2 separate regions of the Homo sapiens genome follow, and region 2 is linked to region 1. The links are chromatin loops, found by intact Hi-C in ENCODE. Cell type or tissue: heart left ventricle. All regions are shown on one strand. Each heading gives the region's core, and the rest is flanking DNA. Links, peaks and the distances in the headings are about the cores only.

What was found. Peaks named below come from ENCODE experiments on the same cell type or tissue, not always from the same donor. Only the 100,000 strongest peaks of a DNase experiment are listed, where the experiment ranks them.
Region 2: it touches region 1 in a loop (2.4-fold over the local background); 14 of 110 quality-filtered maps call a loop at or near these places.

Annotation. Positions count from the first base shown.
Region 1 is chr3:50,301,586-50,304,486 of GRCh38, reverse strand. HYAL1 (hyaluronidase 1) reads left to right here and starts at 913. Exons shown (of 4, transcript NM_033159.4): 1 at 913-1,021; 2 at 1,507-2,430. The coding sequence starts at 1,531. RefSeq lists enhancers at 508-677, 495-1,429. In heart left ventricle, for the core only: a CTCF peak has its summit at 1,339 (motif pointing left); DNase peaks (open chromatin) are centred at 846, 1,266, 1,856 and 2,316; H3K4me3 peaks cover 2,078 bases; H3K27ac peaks cover 2,267 bases.
Region 2 is chr3:50,253,440-50,256,340 of GRCh38, reverse strand. It overlaps GNAI2 (G protein subunit alpha i2), which reads right to left. Exons shown (of 9, transcript NM_002070.4): 5 at 21-149. Among named protein-coding and RNA genes, the nearest start is that of LINC03143, 5.3 kb to the left of the region's middle. In heart left ventricle, for the core only: no CTCF peak of the experiment used is centred there; a DNase peak (open chromatin) is centred at 1,300; H3K27ac peaks cover 2,500 bases.

The sequences.
Region 1 (2,901 bases), core at 117-2,616:
TGGGACTACAGGTACATACCACCATGCCCAGCTAATTTTTAATTTTTTTGTAGAGATGGGGTCTTGCTACATTGCCTAGGCTGGTCTCGAACTCCTGGGCTCAAGCAATTCTCCCACCTCAGCCTCCCAAAGTGCTAAGACTATAGCCATATATATATATATATATATATATATATATATATATATATATTTTTTTTTTTTTTTTTTTTTTTGAGATGGAGTCGCTCTCTGTCACCCAGGCTGGAGTATAGTAGCACAGTGGAGCAGTCTTGGCTCACTGCAACCTCTGCCTCCCGGGTTCAAGGGATTGTCCTGCCTCAGCCTCCCGAGTAGCTGGGATTACAGGCGCCTGCCACCACGCCCGGCTAATTTTTTGTATTTTTAGTAGAGAAGGGGTTTCACCATGTTAGCCGGGATGGTCTCGATCTCCTGACCTCGTGATCTGCCACCTCGGCTTCCCAAAGTGCTAGGATTATAGGCGTGAGCCTCCGCACCTGGCATGCCTGGCCATATTTTAAAATATTTTTTTTAAGGAGGAAAAGATCCACGAAAGTAAAGTGCCTAGGGCCCATCAATGTCAGATGCAGCCACGTGGACAAAGAACACTCCCTGAGCACAAGACACGAAAGAACCCGGTCTCCAGTGTCACAAACAGGCCTGCCCAGCAGGGTCTGCCCCTGCCCACCTCCTCCAGCCTAGGTAAGGCCACAAAGCCCTGCCCTAGTGCTGACAGCGTGGGAGGGGCCACTGTTGGCCCAGCCCCACCCCCAACCAAGATCCCTTTGCCAGGGATTCAGAGGTAGCCCTGATGCCTGGCTGGCCTGGCCTCCTAATCCAAGGCCCGCCCCTTGGCCCGCCCCTGGCCTGGGTGGGGTGACCCCCTACAAAAGCTCAGAATTTCCAGCAGCGGCTCCTTCCTCCAGGAGTCTCTGGTGCAGCTGGGGTGGAATCTGGCCAGGCCCTGCTTAGGCCCCCATCCTGGGGTCAGGAAATTTGGAGGATAAGGCCCTTCAGCCCCAAGGTCAGCAGGGACGAGCGGGCAGACTGGCGGGTGTACAGGAGGGCTGGGTTGACCTGTCCTTGGTCACTGAGGCCATTGGATCTTCCTCCAGTGGCTGCCAGGATTTCTGGTGGAAGAGACAGGAAGGCCTCCCCCCCTTGGTCGGGTCAGCCTGGGGGCTGAGGGCCTGGCTGTCAGCCACTCTTCCCAGAACATATGTCATGGCCTCAGTGGCTCATGGGGAAGCAGGGGTGGGCGAGCTTAGGCTAGAGCAAGTCCTGTGGGAGATGGCAGAGGCCTGGTCTGAGAGGCAACTCGGATGTGCCCTCCAGTGGCCATGCTCCCCTCCATGCGTCTCCCCTGCCCTCCTGGAGCCCTGCAGGTCAATGTTTAACAGAAACCAGAGCAGCGGTGGATTAATGCGCAAGGGCTCAGCCCCCCAGCCCTGAGCAGTGGGGGAATCGGAGACTTTGCAACCTGTTCTCAGCTCTGCCTCCCCTGGCCAGGTTGTCCTCGACCAGTCCCGTGCCATGGCAGCCCACCTGCTTCCCATCTGCGCCCTCTTCCTGACCTTACTCGATATGGCCCAAGGCTTTAGGGGCCCCTTGCTACCCAACCGGCCCTTCACCACCGTCTGGAATGCAAACACCCAGTGGTGCCTGGAGAGGCACGGTGTGGACGTGGATGTCAGTGTCTTCGATGTGGTAGCCAACCCAGGGCAGACCTTCCGCGGCCCTGACATGACAATTTTCTATAGCTCCCAGCTGGGCACCTACCCCTACTACACGCCCACTGGGGAGCCTGTGTTTGGTGGTCTGCCCCAGAATGCCAGCCTGATTGCCCACCTGGCCCGCACATTCCAGGACATCCTGGCTGCCATACCTGCTCCTGACTTCTCAGGGCTGGCAGTCATCGACTGGGAGGCATGGCGCCCACGCTGGGCCTTCAACTGGGACACCAAGGACATTTACCGGCAGCGCTCACGGGCACTGGTACAGGCACAGCACCCTGATTGGCCAGCTCCTCAGGTGGAGGCAGTAGCCCAGGACCAGTTCCAGGGAGCTGCACGGGCCTGGATGGCAGGCACCCTCCAGCTGGGGCGGGCACTGCGTCCTCGCGGCCTCTGGGGCTTCTATGGCTTCCCTGACTGCTACAACTATGACTTTCTAAGCCCCAACTACACCGGCCAGTGCCCATCAGGCATCCGTGCCCAAAATGACCAGCTAGGGTGGCTGTGGGGCCAGAGCCGTGCCCTCTATCCCAGCATCTACATGCCCGCAGTGCTGGAGGGCACAGGGAAGTCACAGATGTATGTGCAACACCGTGTGGCCGAGGCATTCCGTGTGGCTGTGGCTGCTGGTGACCCCAATCTGCCGGTGCTGCCCTATGTCCAGATCTTCTATGACACGACAAACCACTTTCTGCCCCTGGTGAGTCTTCTGTAACCTGCCCACCTTGTCAACCTGCCTTGTCAGATATTAGGTCCAGCCTTGGGGTACTTTAGCTTTGGGACATTTTCTTCGTTTTTTTTTTTTTGAGACAGAGTCTCACTCTGTCACCCAGGCTGGAGTGCAGTGGCACGATCTTGGCTCACTGCAAGCTCTGCCTCCCGGGTTCATGCCATTCTCCTGCCTCAGCCTCCGAGTAGCTGGGATACAGGCGCCCGCCACCACACCCAGCTAATTTTTTGTATTTTTTAGTAGAGTCAGGGTTTCACTGTGTTAGCCAGGATGGTCTCAATCTCCTGACCTCGTGATCCATCCGCCTCGGCCTCCCAAAGTGCTGGGATTACAGGCGTGAGCCACCGCGCCCGGCCCCCAACCTTGGGACATTTTCATCCATTCATTCATCCTTTTTTTTTTTTTTTTTTTGAGACGGAGTCTTGCTCTGTCACCCAGGCT
Region 2 (2,901 bases), core at 18-2,517, 48 kb after region 1:
CTGTCCACATGCTCGCTCACTTGAAGTGTAGGTCCTTGAAGGTGAAGTGTGTCTCCACGATCCCCGTGGTCTTTACGCGGGTCCGTAGCACATCTTGCTGTGTGGGGATGTAGTCACTCTGTGCAATACGCTCCAGGTCGTTCAGGTAGCTGGGGATGGGGGGTGGGAGGGTCAGTGGGGGCCAGCATGGGGCTTCCTTAGCTGGACCCTGGGCCAGCTGCAAGAGGCCCCTTCCCTCCCATGCCATTTCTCAAGCACAGCCCTTGCTTTTTTTTTTTTTTTTTTTTTTTTTTTTTGAGACAGAGTGTTACTCTGTTGCCAGGCTGGAGTGCAGTGGCATGATCTTGGCTCACTGCAACCTCTGCCTGCCAGGTTCAAGCGATTCTCCTGCCTCAGCCTCCTGAGTAGCTGGGACTACAGGCGCCTGCCGCCCAGCTAATTTTTGTATTTTTAGTAGAGACGGGGTTTCACCATGTTGGCCAGGATGGTCTTGACCTCTCAACCTCAGGTGATCCGCCCACCTCGGCCTCCCAGAGTGCTGGGATTACAGGCGTGAGCCACTGCGCCTGGCCTAGGCACAGCCCTTGTTTCTTTAACCCCTGCCTGCATTACCTCATTGCTCAAATGAAGAAACCTGAACTCAGAGCCCCCGGCCTCCCACCTGTAGAATGGGAATGGGAGGAGGTGCAGCTCTGTGGACAGCTAGCCAGCCAAGCTCCAGCACCCAGGGTCTGAGCCAGACCTGCCTCGGACAGGATCCAGGATGTTGGAGCTATAGGCAAAGAGGGTGGGAGGAGGCAAATTAGTCCTTCGGTGAAGGATTCAGGATGCTAATGGGCGCAATTACGGCATTAGCCGCAGAGCAGCCGGGTGCGGTCCCTCGATGTGGTGCTGGACAGGTTGGGGCCTGCCAGGTCCAGTGGGCTCTTTGCCCAGCGCCCAATGAAATCTGGGTTCCTCAGGGGGAGGGCACAGACACCTGCTTGGCAGGGGTCCCAGGGGCTCCTCATTACCAGTTCCCTTAATTAGTATCAAGGCTACCCCTGCAGGGCCTGCCTCTGCTGCCTGCCTCAATATCCCTGCCATGCCCTGGAGGCTGGTCCCAGGCCTCCAGGCTGCTGCCCAGAGCTGACTTTTCATTCCTGGGGCAAGGCTGCTGGGGCTGGCCCTTGGCTCCCACCAGCACCCAGGCCAAACCAGGCCAGAGGGAAATGATCTCAGAGTAGCAGGGACAAAACAGAAAAACAGGAAGGGCCATGGGGAAGGATGACGCATGTGCTGTGACCCGCATACCATGCCCCGCCCCCTACTGCCAGAGTCCTCAATGTGGAGGTACCATGGTGCATTCCACACCAGCCTCTCCCTTTTCCCCAACAGGTGGGTTCGCCCCAGGGACCCCCTGACTCGCTGCACACTTGGAGGGTTGCTGCGAAGAGGGGCTGAAGGAGCCCTGCTTCCTGTGGTGTTCCAATCCGCAACCCATTCCCAGGGGGAGCTATCAAGGCTTAAACCTGACTGGGAGAACAGGGCCTGTATTCACTCCCAAAACTGTGCTGGGCACACAGTGGGTGCCTAATGTCTGGAGAATAGAGAAAGAGGATGATGGAGAAGCAGGAGGTGGCCTGGAGGTGGCTCTATTCCTGCTTCCTTTGAGTATCATGGGCACCAAGGTCCCTGCTGCTCTGACCCCAAGCTCGCTGGTGGCTGGGCCAGAGATCTCAGGGAGGGGCAGTGGTGAGGCCTGGGGGCCCCCACAGCATTTGGCTGTGACTCCACAGCTCCTGTAGGGGGTACATATTCACAAGAGCATTCAGGCCATGTAAGAAGGGTAGGAGGAGGCTGTTCATGTGGCTTGGACAGGGCTCAGGAATCACAGCCAGGCAAGACCCTCCTCCTCCTCCCACCCACCCTTGCTGAAATCCACCCTATGGGTAGGCTCAGGATTGGATGAACAATAGGAGCAAAAGGGTGTTCCAGTCAGAGGGGACTGGCTTAAGCAGAGATAGGGGAAGGCTAGAGTACAGGGACAGCAGCCTATCTGGTGACACCATCCAAAGCCTGTGGATGTCCCCTGCAGCCATCCTCAATGGCTATTAGCCTGTCTATCCTGTTCCCCGTGGGGTCCTCAGCACCCTGCACCAGTCCAAGTACATGACAGATACCACAGGGAAGGAGTTCAGAACTGTGGAAAGGGTGCAGGCTTGTCATGCCTCTGGGATTCCTGGGACCCCTTGTAATTCCTCAGCCTAGGGCCAGCGAGGGTCACAGCTGAGGTCCAGGGGCTCTGACCTACACACACACCTGTCACCTCCCAGATAACTTCCTCCCCTGTGGCCCCCTCCAGCCAGCCTCCACAGCCTATGTTCAAGCACAGCCAGCTCCCCACCACCCCGAGATGCTGCACATGCTATGCCCCTGCCTGGAATCCCCTCATCCACTCCTCCCCTGGCTGACTCTCCTTCAGAGCTCAGCAATCCTGTCTCTGGGCCAACTCCACCTCTACCTTTTCACTAACACCCTAAATTGTCACTGCATGGGGACTTTGCTCCACTCATCACTGTGTCCTTGAAGCCTGGCACAGAACAGGTGGCAGCAAATGTTCTGAGTCTTGCTCTGTCACCCAAGCTAGAGTGCAGTGGCGCAATCTCCGCTCACTGCAAGCTCCACCTCCCAGGTTCACGCCATTCTCCTGCCTCAGCCTCCTGAGTAGCTGGGACTACAGGCGCCCTCCACCACGCCCGGCTAATTTTTTGTATTTTTAGTAGAGACGGGGTTTCACCGTGTTAGCCAGGATGGTCTCGATCTCCTGATCTCACGACCCGCCTGTCTCAGCCTCCCAAAGTGCTGGGATTACAGGCGTGAGCCACCACGCCCGGCCGCAAATGTTCTTTAGAAGACTGT